2 separate regions of the Mus musculus genome follow, and region 2 is linked to region 1. The links are chromatin loops, found by intact Hi-C in ENCODE. Cell type or tissue: heart. All regions are shown on one strand. Each heading gives the region's core, and the rest is flanking DNA. Links, peaks and the distances in the headings are about the cores only. Region 1 holds the start of Larp1b (La ribonucleoprotein domain family, member 1B). Region 2 holds the start of Mfsd8 (major facilitator superfamily domain containing 8).

The links. Peaks named below come from ENCODE experiments on the same cell type or tissue, not always from the same donor. Only the 100,000 strongest peaks of a DNase experiment are listed, where the experiment ranks them.
Region 2: it touches region 1 in a loop (10-fold over the local background); 4 of 42 quality-filtered maps call a loop at or near these places.

The regions. Positions count from the first base shown.
Region 1 is chr3:40,942,756-40,952,021 of GRCm38, reverse strand. Larp1b (La ribonucleoprotein domain family, member 1B) reads right to left here and starts at 1,372. Exons shown (of 10, transcript NM_001040399.2): 1 at 1,338-1,372. In heart, for the core only: no CTCF peak of the experiment used is centred there; DNase peaks (open chromatin) are centred at 1,271 and 2,311; H3K4me3 peaks cover 2,580 bases; H3K27ac peaks cover 1,944 bases; H3K27me3 peaks cover 404 bases.
Region 2 is chr3:40,842,932-40,852,197 of GRCm38, reverse strand. Mfsd8 (major facilitator superfamily domain containing 8) reads left to right here and starts at 5,344. Exons shown (of 12, transcript NM_028140.5): 1 at 5,344-5,557. The coding sequence starts at 5,493. It also overlaps the pseudogene Gm2011. In heart, for the core only: CTCF peaks have their summits at 5,017 (motif pointing left), 5,293 and 5,496; DNase peaks (open chromatin) are centred at 4,947 and 5,437; H3K4me3 peaks cover 1,707 bases; H3K27ac peaks cover 1,297 bases.

The sequences.
Region 1 (9,266 bases), core at 766-8,765:
CCTAGTACTCTGTGTAAATCTAGATATGGAGGGGTAACAGAGTGATCAACAGGTTTCTCTACGAAATTTTAAGAAGACTTGATATACCATGTTCTCTTCACTTATTTAGCAATGGTAGTAAACTGCTCTTTTCAGCAGGCCAGAATTGTACTAATACAAGATGGAGAGCAAAACTCAGTGCTTTTGTTTTGTTTTTCCTTAAGGTGTCAAAATTTAGTAAGAATTAATAAGGAGAGCAGAATGTCTATAATCCCAGTATCTTGAAGAAGACAGTGACGTGAGGATCAAGAATTCCACAACCCCCTGGGCTACACAAGTAGATAGTGTTTCAAAAAGCAAGCAAAATAACAAAAGCAAATAAGTTAGTGAGCATTTCTGCGTGCAAAACCTAAGAAACTAAATTGGTTCTGCGTGCAAAACCTAAGAAACTAAATTGGTTCAACATTTATCTCCCCCTACAGGAGAGATAAAACAATCACAATTGTACAGGATCCCTTCACCGCATTTGACCCTCACAACCCCATAAACATGCTCAAACTTCGGCTGTTCCACCAACTCTCCCCAGACCAGCGAAAACTTGCCAACAAAACAGCCGCAATTCCCACAGAAAAGTTCAGTTATTTTAGTGCAGTTTTATTAAAAAAAGAAAAAAAAAGAAAAAGGAGAGTTTTACTCAGCATTTCCATTCTAACTTTTTTCTTTTTGACTTCTCTTCGAACGCCTAATCCTCTACATCAATCGGCATACGCCACCAAATACAAGCCAGTCTTCATTTTACTTTCTAACTGCAGTTGCTGCAACCCAAATAAAGCCCCAAGGGCCATATTGCATGGGTCAGCATTCGAACGCAAAGGCACAACCCAATTGCTAACGCGCAGGCTACCGTGGGACCAGCTGTGCGATCCGGACTCTGAATCAACTGTCCTGTGTCAGGCATTCTGAAACACAACCACACAACCGCAAAAACACCTAATACCAGCTGCCTTCACAGCCACATCTACCTAGCAGCTTTTCGAGACTTTCGTTTCACCACCTCACTTCAGGAGCCAGCCCAATCGGACTTCCACTTACAAATCCGCTCGTCCCGACTCGCCTCTACTCTGTGTCAAGTTCCCGGAAACTTTTCCACGGTATTCACCGCGTCTAGGACGCCGACACGTGAAGGCACGAGCCCAGCACAGCCCCGCTGCCCAGTCACCCACGTCGTGCCCCTACCCGTCAAGGAGAACCTGAGGTCCCACCTCTTCCTGTCGCTCCCTCTCCTAGATGTCCATTTATGTAAATCGGCACGGTGAATGACACCTAGGAACCAAACACCTCCCGCGGACCGCACTCACCGGCCTCCGGGGAGTCCTGAGCGGGCGACGGCACGCCGGTGCCCACGGTGGACAGGTGCTGCGGCAGCTTCTTGGTCCACGGGTTCCCCTTTGGCGGCGGCGGCGGCGGCTTGTCCTCCGGGCCGGCTGCCGCTGGGTCCTCGCGGGCGTCCTCCGGTGGGTCCCGCGGTGCTGGCGGCGGCAGCGGCGGCGGTGGTGGTGGCGGCGGCGGAGGCGGCGGCGGCAGCGGCGGAGCCTCCCCGCCGAAGGGACCCCCGGGCGCACGCGCCTTGTGCGCCAGGTGCAGCGCCAGCGGCCTCACGGGCACGGCCGCTTGCGGCACGCTGTGTCCCAGCACGAGCGCCGGCGACGGCTCTCCCCGCGCACCCGCGCTGGTGGCGGCCGCGGCCCGCTCCTCCCTCGCCTCCTTGCCCTCCCGCTCGCCGGGCGCCGGCTGCTCCGCCCGCCGGCTCGTCGCTGCCAACAGCGCGTCCCGGTCTCCGGCCACGGCGGGCGGGTCCTCCCGGGTGGCAGCGGCGGGCACCGGGGCGCGAGCGGACATGGCCGGCCCCTGGCCCCAGCCTCCTGCCCAGCCGGGGGCCGTCCGGGTCCAGGGAGCCCGGCCGCCCCTCTCTCCACACGGGGGCACCGACCCGCTTCGGTCCTGGGACGCGGAACCCGCCCGCCGAGGCGTGCAGCGCCCGGCGTGCCCGTCCTCCCCGCCCGCCGAGCGGAGCGCTAACCGCCCGCCGCCTGGCCTCGTCGCAGCGCACGGCCGGAGCTCGCCACTCGCGCCGGGCGCGCCCGAGCCGCGAGCCCTCAGCGGGCGCGGGCGACAACGCGGCGCTCCAGCCAGTCTGAAGGATCTCTGGCGAGCTGCGGAGGCGCGCGCGGCCTGAGCCGGTAACTGTCCCTGAGGGCGGGGCATGCAGAGGGCGAGGCAGCCAGGGGCGGGGCGTGCAGAGGGCGAGGAAGGCTACTGGGCGGGGCGTACAGAGGGCGAGGAGGGCCAATGGGCGGGGTGGCCAGGTAGGCGGGGCGTTTATAGGCTGAGGCGGGCCGATGGGCTGGGCGTGCGGAGGCGGAGGCGTCCAAGAGGCGGGGCGCGCAAGGGGAAAGGCGTGCCAGTGGGCGGGGCGTGATGTAGGCAAGAGCCAAGATAATCAGCGTTCAGTAGGCCAGGTGCCCAAGGACCAGGGCGAGGGCCAGTCAGGGTGAGGGGCGGGGCGGGTAGAGGGCGAGGCAGGTTAGGGGGCGGGCACCCTGGAAAGTGACGTGGCCACTTGCGGGCATTCCCTAAACGCTGCGGGCGACCGCGGCCTGTGGAGTCTTCCCGAATGCGGCGGGCATGGTTTGATGAGAGCCCCGCCCTAGCGGATCGCGAGGATGAACCTGCTACGCTTGGGGAGCATCTTACGTCTGTGACCCAGGGACTAGGAGGACAATCTTCAGGAACCAGGAGGACCAGAAAGTCCATTTGCGCTAAGGTGAAACGCTTCAGGCTTTTCACGAGGGCGGGTCCTCAGGACCCAGGAAAAGTTTCCCAGTAACGATGTGGGCTCCAATAGGCACTCCTGATCCGGAGCCAAGTTCAAGTGAAGACCCAGCCTCGACATTACAAGAAGTGCACTTGTCGGTCCTGATTCTAACCTACAGACAACGAAATGATTCTTTAGTGCTCTTGAGTAAAACGAACACTAGACATTTCGCCACCTTTTTCATTTTTCATTTTTTTTCAGTGGGTTTTGATGTTTTCATCAAACTAAGTCTCCTGTAGCACAAGTTGACCTCGATCTCGAGGCTGGCCGTGAGCCTACCATTCTAGTCCAGGTTGCCCTGGAAGCCATCGATTTAGACCAGTCTGGTTCTGAACTCAAAGGAATGCACCTGCCTTAGCTTTTGAAATGGGATGACCAACAGGCATGCGTGCTACCCACCAGCTAGTCTTGAACTTTTTTTTTTTTTTAAGATTCTTTTAGAGTCCCTAAGGCTAGTATTAAAGCATAAGGACCACACCCAGTTGGCTTTGTACATTCACTCTGTCTAGATTTCTTTTTTTAGATCCGCCTGCCTCTGCCTCCCAAATGCTGTGATTAAAGAAGCGCACTGCCCAGCATGAATTGTTCTATTTTTAATCACAAGAATGCGAGTACGTGTGTGTGCGTTTGTGCACACACACAAGTGTGCAGGTGCCCTTGATTACCAGAGGTATTGGATCCTCCTTGCGCTGCCGATACAGGCTGTTGTGCCCAGCACGGTGCTGGGAAGCCAGAGTGTAAGCGCTCTTAGTCCTCAAGCCATCTCTCCAGCTCCTTTGCTTTGAACAATTGACTGAGTGAAAAAAGAGCTACAGAGGAGAGGACATGACTGCTCCTAGGCATGGTGGAGGAATCTAGAGTGGACATGACCAGACTGAGACTGAACTGGAGGCATGTGGAGAGGAGGGGGGGATGGAAGAGGGGAGAGAAAGGGACAAATTTTAGCAGCCTGGAGGCCAAAGGTACAAAAGGGACGTGCAACCAGAATGGCTGCATTATAATAAGGGAAGAGCAGCCCAGTTGCCTGGGCTGGGGAGTCCAGTGTAGGGACTGGGGGTATGGCAGCCAGGAGGGCCCTGTAATTGTTTGGGGCTGAAGGATGCCTGGAGAACCTAGCTTCCAGGTCCCCATTGTTAAATAGGCACCTCAGCCTTTTGCCCCGGGGATTTGAGATTTAACTTTGACCTTTACTCCAACTCCCAAATGCCTTGATTAGAGGAGGGGAGCCATCACTCCCAGTTAATTTCCCAGGCTTTAATCTGTAGGAATTGCACTGGATCACAGTTTAACTATGTTCCCACTGTTGCTCCCCAGTGATGGGTAGTGACACAGTACAGATAGATAACATTTTGGGAAGCCTAGCAAGTTCTTTCTTTTTAGCATTGAAATTTGATCTGAGGTGATATTGGCAGCACATGCTTCTGGTTTAATGAAGTTCTATTCTGCAAGGTCATCATTGAGAGCTATTCTTACTGGTGAAAAGGTTTTCTCCACCTCACGCCAGCTCCAACCCTGTTGAATAGTGTACTCATGACCTCACACATTACGTCAGCTATAAAGTGAGGCTTTGCTGTGACCCTAAGCAACCTCCTGAAACTGGTTGCTAGTCAATGAGGACTATACTTCAATCTGTATTGCCCAATGCCAACTTTTTTTGTTTTGGTTTGGTTTTTGTTTTGTTTTGTTTTTGTTTTTATTTTGTTTGTTTGTTTGTTTTTGTTTTGAGACAGGGTTTCTTTGTGTAGCCCTGACTGTCCTGCAACTAGCTCTGTAGATCAAGCTACAGACTGGCAGAGATCCCCCTGCCTCTGTCTGACAGAGATGCCCCTGTCACCTGAAATGCTGGGATTGAAGGAGTGCACCACCACTGCTTGGCTGCTAGCTGTTCTTGTAATCAGAGTTAGTTTGTTTTTTTCAAGACCTGTTGGGAAATACTAAATTGTATAAAATTGTACCAACAAGTACTAGTCAATGAGATTCTGAACACATTGTATTTATTTATTTATTTATTTATTTATTTATTTTTTCGAGACAGAGTTTCTCTGTGTAGCCCTAGCTGTCCTGGAACTCACTCTGTAGACCAGGCTGGCTTCGAACTCAGAAATTCGCCTGCCTCTGCCTCCCAAGTGCTGGGATTAAAGGTGTGCGCCACCATGCCCAGCTGTGTTTATTTTTTACCATCAGCTTATTGAAATACAAGACTGAGTCAGGGGAGGAAGAGGAAATAGGATAGTGTCTCTCTAAAATTCCATTTACTTGTGCTGCTGTGGATATTTGGTGTATGCATGTGTATGTGTATGTGTGTACACACGGGTACGTGTATGTAGGTCAGAGGTAGACTTCAGGCAGCATCCACCCATTTCTCTTTATTTATTTATTATTTTGATGTAAATTCTCTCACTAGCTGGAACTCACCCACTAGGCTGGGCCAGCTGGCCAGTGAGTCTGAACCTCCCTGGTGCCACCATGTTTGGTCCTTTTTTGGACATCAAACTCAAATCCTCATAAGTACTTTTCTGAGCTCTCACTCTAGTTCTGGATTGTATTTAAAGATTACAGACTTCTCAAAAAAAAAAAAAAGTTTCAGCTGGGCATGGGACACACACCTTTGATCCCAGAACTTGGGAGGCAGAGGCAGGCACATTTCTGTGTCTGAGGCCAGCCTTGTCTACAAAGTGAGTTCCAGGACAACCGTGACTATACAGAGAAACCCTGTCTGGAACAACTCCCCCCCCCCCCCCCCAAAAAAAAAGAGACAGACAGACAGATTCTTAAGTCAAAGTGAAGGATGAGAAAGAAACAGTGTTTCTAGAAACAGTATTTGTTTTGCCAGTAGAGAATTGAGAGCAGTTGTAGACTCCAGAAAACAGTGGCAGGGGTTAAAGCCTCGATTGTAGTGCATTGTTACTTGGACAGAAGCTGGCTGGCTATTATCTATCTTTCAAGTACTTAGAACTCTTGCTTCCTCCTCCTCCTCCTCTTCCTCTTCTTTTTTTTTTTTTTCTCAAGACAGGGTTTCTCTGTGTAGCCCTGGCTGTTCTGGAACTCACTCTGAAGACCAGGCTAGCTTCACACTCAGAGCTCCCCCTGCCTCTTGCTAGGCAACTTGTGCCACCGCTGCCTGCCATACCTGCTTCTTGTTAAGAGCGTTGATGTTTTTGTTCTTGTTCACTCTAGCCTTTTTCTTTTTCTGCTCTTTTTTATTTGTTTCGTGTTTTGTTTCTGAAGAACAAGCAAGAAAACTTTTATTAAGAGGTAGAGCCGGGGCTGGAGAGATGGCTCAGCAGTTAAGAGCATTGACTCCTCTTCCAGAGGCCCTGAGTTCAATTCCTAGTAACCACATGGCCCTCTTCTGGTGTGTCTGAAGACAGCTACAGTGTACTCATATAGATAAATAATTTTTTTTTTTAAGAGATAGAGTAATACCTCCCTAAGAAGGGTCTGGGAAATGGGTTGTCCTGTGTTTTATTTGGTTGCTTTGTATTTTTTGTTTTGTTTTATTTTGGTTTGTTTATTGTGACAGAGTTGCATTAAGTAGCCCAGCCTGCCCTGGAATATGCTATGTAACCTAGACTGACTTCAAATTTTAAAATCTACCAGACTTAGCCTCCCAAGTTCTTCCTGGAGCTGTAGTTATGTGCTACCCAACTTGGCAATCCTCCTTCTCCTGACCTTGTACTAGAGAAGTCTAACTTCCCTAGATAGTAGCAGTGTGCAGACTTGCCCTCTAGCATCTGAATATTAGAAAGGTCTGAAGATATGGAAGTTCACAGTCCTCGTTCCCTAAGTCAAATCACCAAAGCTTATCAGCAGAGTTTTTTCTCTACCTGTCCTGTATTTCTAATCTTTGCCCTTTTAGCCATAGAGATAATAAGCAGCAGCCCTCGGGGTGTACTAGCTGGCCCCAGATTCTCTGAAGATAGTCCATACCTCTGTAAATGGTCCTTTTAACAACTTCAAATTATGCATTCTGAATGTTCCATCTGTTACTGGCACCCTAGCTGAGCCAGTTTGCCATTGCTAACCGCCATTTTGTTCCTTGACTTTTCCTTTATAGCTAGAATATAGCTTATATCAGATTCTTCCTCCATTTCCTAGTTCAAAACCATGGAGGTTCCAGACAAGGTGTCAGGCACTTGTAATCTCAGCTACTCAGAGATGTGGGAGGATCACTTAAACTCAGGATTATGTGGCCAGCATGGACAAATGTGGAGATAGATCTCTGTGCCTAAAACAGTGCTGGAAGTGAAATGTCTGGGGTGCCAAGAAAGCACTTGGCCATTTGTGCCCATTTTTCTAGTAAAAATAAATGAGTCACTAGCTGATCTGTGAATGATTTGTTCTTGAATAGGAGTTATCCATCCTAGCCTAGAGAAACAAGTTATTTGGGTCAAAACTCTACTATGAAGGCAAATGGGTAGAGGATGAAGAAATGAGCTCTCCTATATGAATGTGAGAGAAAGCATCCTCTAGCCAACAGCTCCCCTTCTGCGGAGACAGTCTCATGTGACCCAGACTAGCATTGAATTCTTTAAATTCCCCGGGAAAACTATGAACTCCTAATCATCTGACCTGTAGTTCCCAAGTGCTGGAATTACAGGCCTGTGTCATCACACTCAGTTAATATCCTTGGTGAATGGTAACCACTTTCTAGTCCTTACAAGTTAAGAGACATGATTGTCATTCCCTTCCATACTAGTTCTGTGAGAGCCAAAGTTATGTTGTAAGTTTTACTATGCCTAAGAGGTCTGTCTTAGGGTTTTACTGCTATGAACAGACACTATGTATGGCCAATGTAAGTCTTAAAAGGACAATATTTAATTGGGGCTGGCTTACAGGTTCAGAGGTTCAGTCCATTATCATCAAGACCTGAGCATGGCAGCATCCAGGCAGGCGTGGTGCAGGCAGAGCTGAGAGTTCTACATCTTCATCTGAAGGCTTCCAGGCAGTTAGGATGAGGGTCTTATTTCCCACACCCACAGTGACACACCTACTCCAACAGGGCCATGCCTTCTAATAGTGCCACTCCCTGGGCCAAGCATATATAAATCATCACAAGAGTCATGAAATAAAATACCTCTTATCCTGCAAATCCTTTGCCCAAGGACAGATAATTCCTGAAATACTGGTGGGTATTGTTTATGGGAGATAACAACCTGTATGTTTTAACACCCCTAAACAAGTCTGTTTGACCCAGCTATACCAGATATGCTTGATCAAATGTAGACAGGAGGTAGAAAATACATCAGGTTGTATGCCTGCCTCCTTATTGACTGGATGGGAAATATGATAGACTTATGGGTTGCCTTTTTAAGTCTCTGCAAAATGTGACTTGTCATTTTCGGGGCACCCAGGAATAGACCTGATCAGAGTCCATCCTCCTGGCTAGTATTTAATTAAAGGTTGCTTCATATTTGGCTTTAAAAATGTGTAGTGGTTTTATTCTCGCCTGGTGGAATTAACAGTTCCTTCATCGACAAGAAGCTGCCAGCCAGCAGTGTTCCAGGCTTTCACTAATCCTACCAATTATGGGATCTTTTTACTGCTACCTGCATACTGCCATCACCCTTCCATCATTCTGCCACTGCCAGTCTTCTCTGCCTCCACTAAGGCCCATGCCATACTGTGAGGATTACATGAGATAAATATAACATGTAGCAGGCATATTAAATTACTGGAGATTACCCCTTAATGTAATGGGAATTAAAATCTAGAGAACATAAGTTAGTCTCTTGAGAAAATGTTCTTTAAGAGTAAAACCTGGCCAGGGTGGTAATGGTGCACGCCTTTAATCCCAGCACTGGGGAGGCAGAGGCAGGCAGATCTCTGTGTTAGAGGCCATCCTGGTCTACAGAGTGAGTTCCAGAACAGCCAGGACCACACAGAGAAACTGTTTCAAAACAACAAAGACAGTCTTACTGTTTAGCTAAAGCTGACCTTAAACTTGAAATTTTCATTTCTTTTTTTGTTTGTTTGTTTGTTTTTTCGAGACAGGGTTTCTCTGTTTAGCCCTGGCTGTCCTGGAACTCACTTTGTAGACCAGGCTGGCCTCGAACTCAGAAATCCGCCTGCCTCTGCCTCTGCCTCCCGAGTGCTGGGATTAAAGGCGTGCGCCACCACGCCCGGCTGAAATTTTCATTTCTACTTGAGAATATAAGGCACAAAACAACTCTTCAAGCTTAGGTAGCTTTCAGTACAGCAGTCTTACTGAAATAGGAATTTAGTATCTCAAAAGCTTATGTGTCTGGGCTAAGAACTTCCAGTCTGTAACAGCAGAGCTAGAATTGATTGCTTTCTCTCTACCTTCCCATACTATTTGGTGTCTTTCTATCCCTCTGTCAAGTTTTTGAGACAGGGTTTCATGTAACCCTTGATGTCTTTGAACTACTGGTCCTCCCACCTCCACATCTGT
Region 2 (9,266 bases), core at 568-8,567, 100 kb after region 1:
CATAGCCTCACATGAGACAGCTATATCAGGGCCCTTTCAGCAAACTCTTGCTGGCATATGCAATAGTGTCTGGGTTTGGTGGCTGACTATGGGATGGATCCCCAGAATCACTTAAGTCAGTGTATCCTTTACCCTGTTAACAGAAATCTACGGCTGGTGAGAAGGCTCAGTAATTAAAAGTATTGGCACCATGACTGATACTTCTTTGATCCCCAGGACATACATGTTTGGAAGGAGAGAACTGACTTCTGTAAATTGTCTTTTGGCCTCCACTTGCACACCACAACATGTGTTTATATACAAATACAAACAAGTTAAAAATGTTTCATACTCCCAAATGATCTCGGGTCTTTGGATATATGGGGTAGGATGGAGATACATTTTACAGAAATACAATTCTAAATGACGAACAGTTATGGTTTGGATCTGAAATGTTCTCTGAGTATTCTAAAGATTTGCTGCTCAGTGTACAGGGAAGTGGTACAACCTTATGAAATGGTTTAGTTCCTGGGTATGTGTGCTTGAGGTATATCAAGAGCCTGGGTCCCTTTCTACTCTGTCTTTTTATCTCTCTCCTTCCCAGTCCATGACTGGAAAGGAGGTTCTCTGCCATAAGTTCCATGTCATGATGTTCTTCCTTGCTACAGGTCTAACAGCAAAGCCATCAAATGAACACTAACTCGGAAACAATGAGCTCAGATAACCTTTTCCTGGTAGTTTGAATGAGAATGGCCCAATAGGCTCATATATTTGAATACTTGGTTCATAGTTGGTAGAACTATTTGAGAAGATTAGGGGCATGCATAGCCTTGTTGGAGGTGTCACTGGGGGTGGGCTGTGGGGTTCCAAACACCATCCCCAGTTAGTTTTCTTTGACTCATAATTGTTGATCAGAATGTGAGCTCTTAGGTACTGCCCCAGCACCATACCTACCTGCTGCCACATTCTCACCACAATGGTCACTGACTCACCTTCTGAAACTAGACCCTCCAAATAAACTTCTAGAAGTTGCCTTGGTCATGGTGTTTCTATTACAATAGAAAAGTGTTTAATGTGTTTTTCAGTTTAGGTTGTTTTTTGAGGTATTTTGTCACAGAGACAGGAAGCTAACATTGATTTAAATTATTTTACTACTTAGGTCTTTCTGTGATGGTTCATAAACTTATTACTCATATTTTTGTATGTATTTATTAAATTGCAGAGCAGTTGTATACTATAATAAAGGTCTTGTCTTCCTCAAGTATACTAGGATCTACATTCACCTTTGGAATATCACGTATCATGACACTAAATCAATTATATTTGAGAAAACAAACAAAACCCAAATAATCTTCAACAAGAAACAGTGTACTATTACAAGCTTTTTTTTTTTTTTTTATTTCTACATAGCCCTGGTTGTCCTGGAACTCACTATGTAGACCAGGCTGGACTGAAACTCGTAGAGATCTATCTTTGGCCCATGTGTGCTAGGATTAAAGGCAAATGCCAACATGCCCAGAGCACTTTTTAAAAATTATATTAATTTCTGCATGTGTAATAAAGTACCTAATGACAATGAAATTTCCATTATTTTGCAGTGAACAATATTCATTACATACCAAATTGTTCACTCCTTTGTTTTTTAACCCAGTACTGCAAAATTTCCCACATCACTTTGCTTTTCTATGTAATAGACCACTTCAAGTCTAGAGGCAGCATAGTTTCTTGCTATATTTACCTACTATCACGTATCTCACAGGTAAAAAACAGAAAACAAATCAAACACATATAGGGCTTATTATGTATTTGGTTTTGAAATTTGGTATTATACAGATATTCAAAAATCCAATTTCAGTCTCAGAGCAGTATAAAATGATTTCTGAATGTCTAAATGATATAGTTCCTTCTTTTTTTTGTGTGTATTTGTGTATGTGTGTATGCTGCATGTATGTAGGTTTACATGACAGTTATATACATCACTCGCATGGTAGTAGCGTCATAGACACAAGTATCAGTGACCAGTCTTTTACAAAATGTTGGTTCCTTCGACTCAGATCCTCCTGCTTGTATAAAAAGTGCTCTTACCTATTGAGCCATTTTCACATCCTCTAAAAAAATCTTTCTAGGCAGAGCTGGCTATGTTCAGGATATCCAGAACTATGAATCTTCTGAGTTGGGATAAAGACAACATCAGTTTACATTAAAGTGCCATCTGGAGCTATTCCAGGCACTAAAAGCCCTCAGGTCAAGCAAGACACCAGTGAGATCCTGTAGAAATAGCAATCCCTTTTGAAGTACCAATGGATACAAGGGACATCTGTGTTTTTAAATAGCAAGTGTGCAGAGAAGAAACAAAGTGGAACAAAAATAGAAGTGCCATCACAGTGCCAAGGAATAGAATGTCTTTCCTAGAAATGAGTTTTATTGCTAGCGTGGCACTCACAATCTACAAATATTACTCCATCTAGTACTTTTTAATCTCCTATTACTTTGATATCTAAGTATTTAAACAAACATTACTTTTTCTTGCTAGACTTTTGTTTGTTTGTTTGTTTGTTTTTGAGACTGGGATTCTCTGTGTAGTCCTGGCTTGCCTTCAAGTCATAGAGAGTAGCCTACCTCTGCTTCCCAAGTGTGCCACCACTGCCTGGCTCTTCCTAGACTTTTATGTATGTGATCTCAAAGGCATAAGTAAATTTCAAAATTGTCATTGTGGTGAGAAACCCATTTCTGCAATCTGTCCTCTGACCTCCTCGTATCCTCTGTAGCATATGTGTACTGCAAAATAGATTGTAAAAATGTAATATTTTTTTAATCTACCATGTGTGCCAACTTCCCTCTTGCCCCCCCAAGAGACATAATTTTCATTTTTTAAATGTTTATTTGTCTGAGTGTATGTATGCATGCATGTTCCTAGTGCTTATTGATGTCTAAAGAGGGCATCAGATTCCTCAGAATTAGATGACATGTTACCATGTGGAAATTGAATTTTGATCCTCTGCAAGAGCCATAAGTGCTTTTAAGGTCTGGATCAACTCTCCAGCCCATGTCACACATTAAAATCTCTCTAGCTCGCTCTCTCTCTGTCTCTCTGTCTCTCTGTCTCTGTCTCTGTCTCTCACACACACACACACACACACACACACACACACACCAGCTATTCTTAGGCTACTGATTTAATTGCTTTTATACTGAAGAAGAGTAGGAAAATAAGTGGGAGGGATGTAACTATTCTAAAAAATCATTGAAGAAAACCCAACAAGGGGTTGGATGTATAGCTCAGTTGATAACTTTCCCGTTAAACACTTGAAAGGTTTAGTGGAATTCCTAGCATCACCAAAAGAGAAAAGGGGGTAGAGTGGGGGGACAAATACCTAAGTCCCCAATTTTTGAGTAATACATTCAGAGAGGTTTAGTCTCTTCAACTTTGACTCTTTTTTCTTGGTGGACTATTTAAAAAATATAAAACAAAACAATACAAACAAAAACCACTGTTTGTCCTCCCCCATGTTGCTTTGATTGCTACCTTTGATATGTTTCTGAGTTTATTTAGACTTTAGGAGTTGTCTGTGTCCTCACTGAATGTGTTTTTGTTGTCTGAATTCATCACTTGGAGACAGTAATGGAAAGACCTGAGTTTCCCCACTTAGCTGTGTGACCTTGAGTGAGCCACCTCAACTGGAAAGTAGAAAACTATACTTGGCCTAATACAGAGCAACAAATTATTTCATTTAAATAAACACTAAATACTTGCTTTGCTATTAGGAAATATGAGAAAATATTCTTGATATTCTGTTTACAGGAAACCTGGTGGTAAACAGCACAGGTTTTGTTGTTAGAGGAGTCCTGTTTCTTGAATTCAAGCTACTGTTGGTTAGCTCTGTAGCCCTCTGCCATCTTCCTATTCTCTCTGCCTTTCACTTCTTTGTCTACTTGAGTCAATCTCTCTCCTCTTTAGAAAACCATTGTAGGGATGAAATGAGGACCCGAATAAGAATAAAATTTCTTTCAACATATACCAAATTGTACTTGATGGAATGCTAGTTAAATTTTTCTTCCTCTATTACATATGAGTCACAAATTGTGCAACTGTCCAGGGATTAGAAATGACAACCATAACACAGGAAGAATATTGAGGTTAAAAAAAAGGACTTTATTTTCTACCCATCTGTAGTCTTGGAACCAATAACGAGAATCTCCTTGTTTCTGTTACTATAGATAAATGTGCAGGACTGAATACAATGAAGTATCTAATAATCAGGATTGGATTCAAAGATAATTAACAGAAGACATTTCAAGTTTAACAGTTCTCTAGTAGGGTATGCCTGATTGGCTGCACATGAGATGATCACAAATGAAAGATCAAAGGAGAGGAGATGGGAATACCACACAACAGAGAGCTCCTGAGGCAGGACAAACGCTAAGCGTTCAAGGAGTTCAAGAATTGAGACTGGGCCCCAACTCTGAGAGATTCCGGGTAACTTATCTCGACCTCCGGTCTTGATCAGATAGATAAGTATCTGCTTTACCCGTGTCCTAGGAGAGATGTGATCCAATGAAATCACATGACAATCTTATCTATAGTTAAGAAAACATTACTTTAGGAGACACACGATGACTTCTAGCAGCAATTAGCTGACAAGTCCAATGGCAGGGACAGAGACTAGGAAGTCAACAGTATCTGAGTCTGTTGAGTGTTTATGTTCCTGGTGCTGAAAGCAGCGGGTTGGAGCTAAGCAGGCTTTGCCTAGGGGCTGGTTTTTTGCAAAGTTGAGGTTCTGGGGCCCGGAACCAGCGAGGTTGTAGCCTCCTCAGACCCGACCTTCAGTCCCCTCAAGTGAGGAGCCGGCGGGGGCATCAGTGTCTGGCTGCCATCAGCCGCGACTTCCAAGTCTCTCAGGAGCGGAGTCAGGGGTATAACAGCGGCTGCCTACCATCAGCCTCATCCTCAGTCCCTTTCAGGTGAGGCGCTGATGGCCAGCAGGGTTGGGTCACAGGGGTCCCCAACGCCCTCTGTCGGACAGGACACTGCTGCCTTCATGCCGCCTTGCACGTAAGCAGATGACAGAGGCTGTTACTTACAGGCCGCTCGCCGAGGCACACCTGAAGGGGAACTCGCCAAGCCTCTGGCCACCACCGCTCTCCACGCTTAAGGCACCGGACTTTCGCCTCAGCTCGGACAGCAGAGAGCTGAATCTGCTCAGGTACAAAACAGCAGGCGAGCTGCCAGCCAGCCTGACAGGGAGGACGTCCTCGGGGCGGGGCGTGGCGTCCGCGGGACACGCCCCCAGAGGCCGGCTCTGGCCTTGCTCCACCTCTTCCGGCCTTCTCTCTGTTTGCCACCACCGCCTCCTGCAGGGCCCACACACTTCACATTTCCCTTCGGCTGCCGGTCCGCTTCCGGCCTCACGGCGCGCAAGCGCACTCGTAGGAGTGTTTTGACAGCTCCGGGCCTGGAGAAGGAGCAGGTGTCGCGAGAGTGGGCAGCGCGCCGCCTAGCGAGAGCTGGAATTATGGCGAACCTGGGAAGTGAGGCCGAGCGGGAGCCCCTCTTGGGCCCGGGATCACCCGGAAGCAGGTGAGCAGGCGGGTGGGACTAGCTGGGAACAGTGAGTCCACTGTCCGGACCCGAAACCCGGCTGCACATGCGCATGCCCAGCAACGCCTTCGGAGCCGCTTAGGACAGGCTCCGGGATAATGGCGTGTACTTGGGAATAGAGGAGAATCTTGGTGCTTGGAGAACTTGTGTACCTAGAAAGCTGGGCAGGGGGATGCTTCACAAAGGTCACAGCAGTTTCACATTGTAGCCCTTGTGCTGTGTGTCTTAAGCATCTGCCTGAATCCTGTTATGGTAATTCCTTCTTGCTTGAGAGCTTCTTTTTCTTCACTATTTTTCCTTTGTTTTGTATGAAGAAACCTAAGCTGCCTCCTTTACAGCAGACACTGCATTCTGTTGACCCTGTGTAGCTGTCCACTGTCACAAAAGCCCCAAATGGTGGTTTTAACCGACACTCAAGAGCTAAACTTGAGTTAGACTTTTCCTAACCTGCCTAATAACGTCTTCATATTTTGCAAATAAACCCACTTAAAATGACTCACATTTGCTCAGTATCACATGTCCAAAATAAAGACACCTTTAAGCGTTTCATTAGTATTTTCATCCTTGTAATTCTCATTTTGATCCTAATTTATGAGCACTAATTTAGAAAAGTTGGGCTTGTCTTACTGTAGCAATATGTATTCTTACTTTTACGAAGCAATAAGTATTATTTCATCGAGTCTTTTATTTGAAGCGCAGTGTGTGTTTTATTAGGTTCATTTTTTGAGGGGGAACGGGTGGCACATGCATCATGCTTTGTACAGAGGCCAGAGGATGGATTACAATTTTATGTTTCTTGATTTTTATCTTGAGGTGATTAAAATAAGTAGCAGTGTTGACATTTGTTTTAAAAGAGCTGCATCCCCCAGGCCTGTTGAGACCTTCGAAGCTGTTGGCTTCTGCCCTGCTTTTTGCTGTGCCGCAATCCTTTTGGAGTTCTTACAGCTCTATAGTTGCCCTGCGTATTCCACGCCTAGAAGAGGCCATCCCTCTTCTCCCTTTTGAAATCTGTCAGCAACCCTCATTTATGTTACCTGCAACTCCTGCCAACAACTTTTTTTCTTCCAGGCTTGTTATTTGCCGGGACCCTGAAGTTATTTTTACTTACTGTAATTTTGTGCTTCTGATGTACAGGCTCTGCCAGGCTAGAGCTCCCTGTTAGTCACGTGCATAGGGCTGTGGCATTTCCATTTCCTAGCCTTCTTTGTGCTGCTTGCTTTTCTTTTGTTGTATTTCATGTCTGGCCTGTGTTTTCCAGAAAGAGTGTGGGATCCTTGAGTTATATATGTACAGCTAACCACAGAAATATGATTTTGATTGAAATAAGCTTAAACACATTTTCTCTTACTTTTCTCTCCCTTTTAAATAAGTGATTGTGTTAGGCTTCATCTATAGGTGAAGATGGACAGATGTTCCTGTCCATGAAGAGTTCATTAGATTGAACTCTATGTTCTGTGTTTAGCATTTTAAAAATTAAAAGGAAATATGTATGCTGTTTTTAAAATCATAAGTTGATTCCCTAGCTATGACTAACTGCAGGGTTTGCTCACTTGTACTTTACTGTACAAAGTTCAGTATAGTAAGCCAGCAACCCTTATCAAACAAGATTGACTAATCAGGATTTATTGATGTAATTGGATTAGATCCTTCTTCTTTTCTTGAGTGTCTAGTGCTCTCAACTGACTTCCTTTATGAATTCTATTTAAGAGAACAGAGGCCGACCACTTTTTCTGTAATAGTCCTATTGGTGTATAGTTTAGATTTGTTGGTTCAGGCCCAAAGGCAAAGTCATGGATAGCATAGATACTTAGAAGAGAAAATCTGCAGATCATACTAAATGAGTGCATTGTTTAGTCAGTAGGTTGGTCTATTGGCGAGAAACTTGGTCTTTGAAGTTAGTCTTTTGTCATCTGGTAACAACTATTCACCTGTAAACCAGTTTTATCTATCAAGCTAAAGACCGGTGGTGTCTGGATTTGACCTAAAGATTATAGATTGCTAGCCTTACCTTAGGTTTTTTTGAAATGCTACAGACACTTCAAATTCTTATTTCAGTGTTTGTCAATAAAAGAAATATTACTGCACCCTCTGTCCTAACATGTCTGCATTACCTCCCTCCTCTCTTCCCTCACTCCCTTCCTTTCTTCCTTCCTTTCAGGTAAGTTCTCACTTTGGAGCCCAGGCTGGCTCACAGCTCAGTCTGGTAGAGGCTGGCCTTGAACTTAGGGTCTTCCTGCTTTCCCTCCTTCGTAGTGCAATAACAGTAACAGGCAGGTACTAGTATGCTTGTCTTACAGTGCAGACCTTTTGTTTCTGTCATATGTCTGCAGTTATATCAGTATGCTCTCTCCAGATGCTCACCCTTCTTGCTCTCCAGTTCTGAGTCTGGCTGTTCTGCCTTTCTGTAGTGAGACCAGAGCGAATTTTGAAAGTGCAGTGCTGCTCTGCCCCAGACTCTGTGCAAAAACACTCACTGAATCATATTGTTTTACCCAGGTGTTCAGTTCATGCCAGTGTATTATGTATTTTTCTTGGATTTTAAGTCATATATTTGTTAAACATTCTGCCATCTGGAGCTGTGGTTATCAAAATATTAGAACACCATGGTTTTACTTGAGAGAGAATTCCATCAGGAAAATGAATGCCAGGATACAGCAGAACTAGTAGATAGAAGGTAAACGTTAAACAAATCCCCTTGGAAAGAAGTACAGCATTTTTTGCTTGTTTGTTTGTTTGTTTTAGGTTTTGTTTGTTTGTTTAGACAGGGTCTCACTATGTAGCCCTGGCTGGCCTGGAACTACTATGTACATGGCTTCTACCTTCAAACTCACAGAGATCCTGCTGTCTCTGCCCCCTAAGTGCTGGGATGAAAGGCATGCGCCATGACACCCAGGTTCAGTTTTTCTTCTTACAACCCTGTAAAGCAGAAGTCTGTAAAGCTCAGCCTCAGCCATCTAACATATGTGTCATCAAAATAAAAAACGTATGCTAATTCAGTAAATCAACATCCATATTCTGTTATTCCTTCTAAATTAAAAAAGAGCATTATGGGGGGGGGGGCTAGAGAAATGACACAACGGTTAAGAGAGCAGACTGTTCTTACAAAGGTCCTGAGTTCTAATCCCAGCAACCACACTGTGGATCTGTAATGAGATCTGATGCCCTATTCTGAAGGGTCTGAAAATGTGTACTTACATATAATAATAAATAAATAAATCTAAAAAAAGCGTAATATATACTTATTACTTTAAAAGATTTCAAATACATGGAAAGATTGAAATAATTTACCTAATACCAATTAGTTTTTCTTCCCAATTAGTTTATCTTCACCAGTCAATTGTCTTTACACACACACACATCTAATGCTAAAGTAAAGTAAGTTTCAGATATTACGAATATGTTATTGCAGTCTGCCTTTTCCAAGAACAAATACATCCCTTACAAAACTCCACCAATATAATTAGAAACACCAATTAAGGAGTATTATACAATTTATACTGTGTTCCATTGTTTCTCTAGTAGCTCTAATAATGCAATGAACACATACATACTCATACAAGCCAAGTATTGTTCATGTGTTGGTTCCATCCTGTTTTGAACTCTAGTTTAGAACTGTCCCAGCACTTGGGAGGCAGAGACAGGCAAATCTTTGTAAGTCTGAGGTCAACCTGGTCAACATATCGAATTC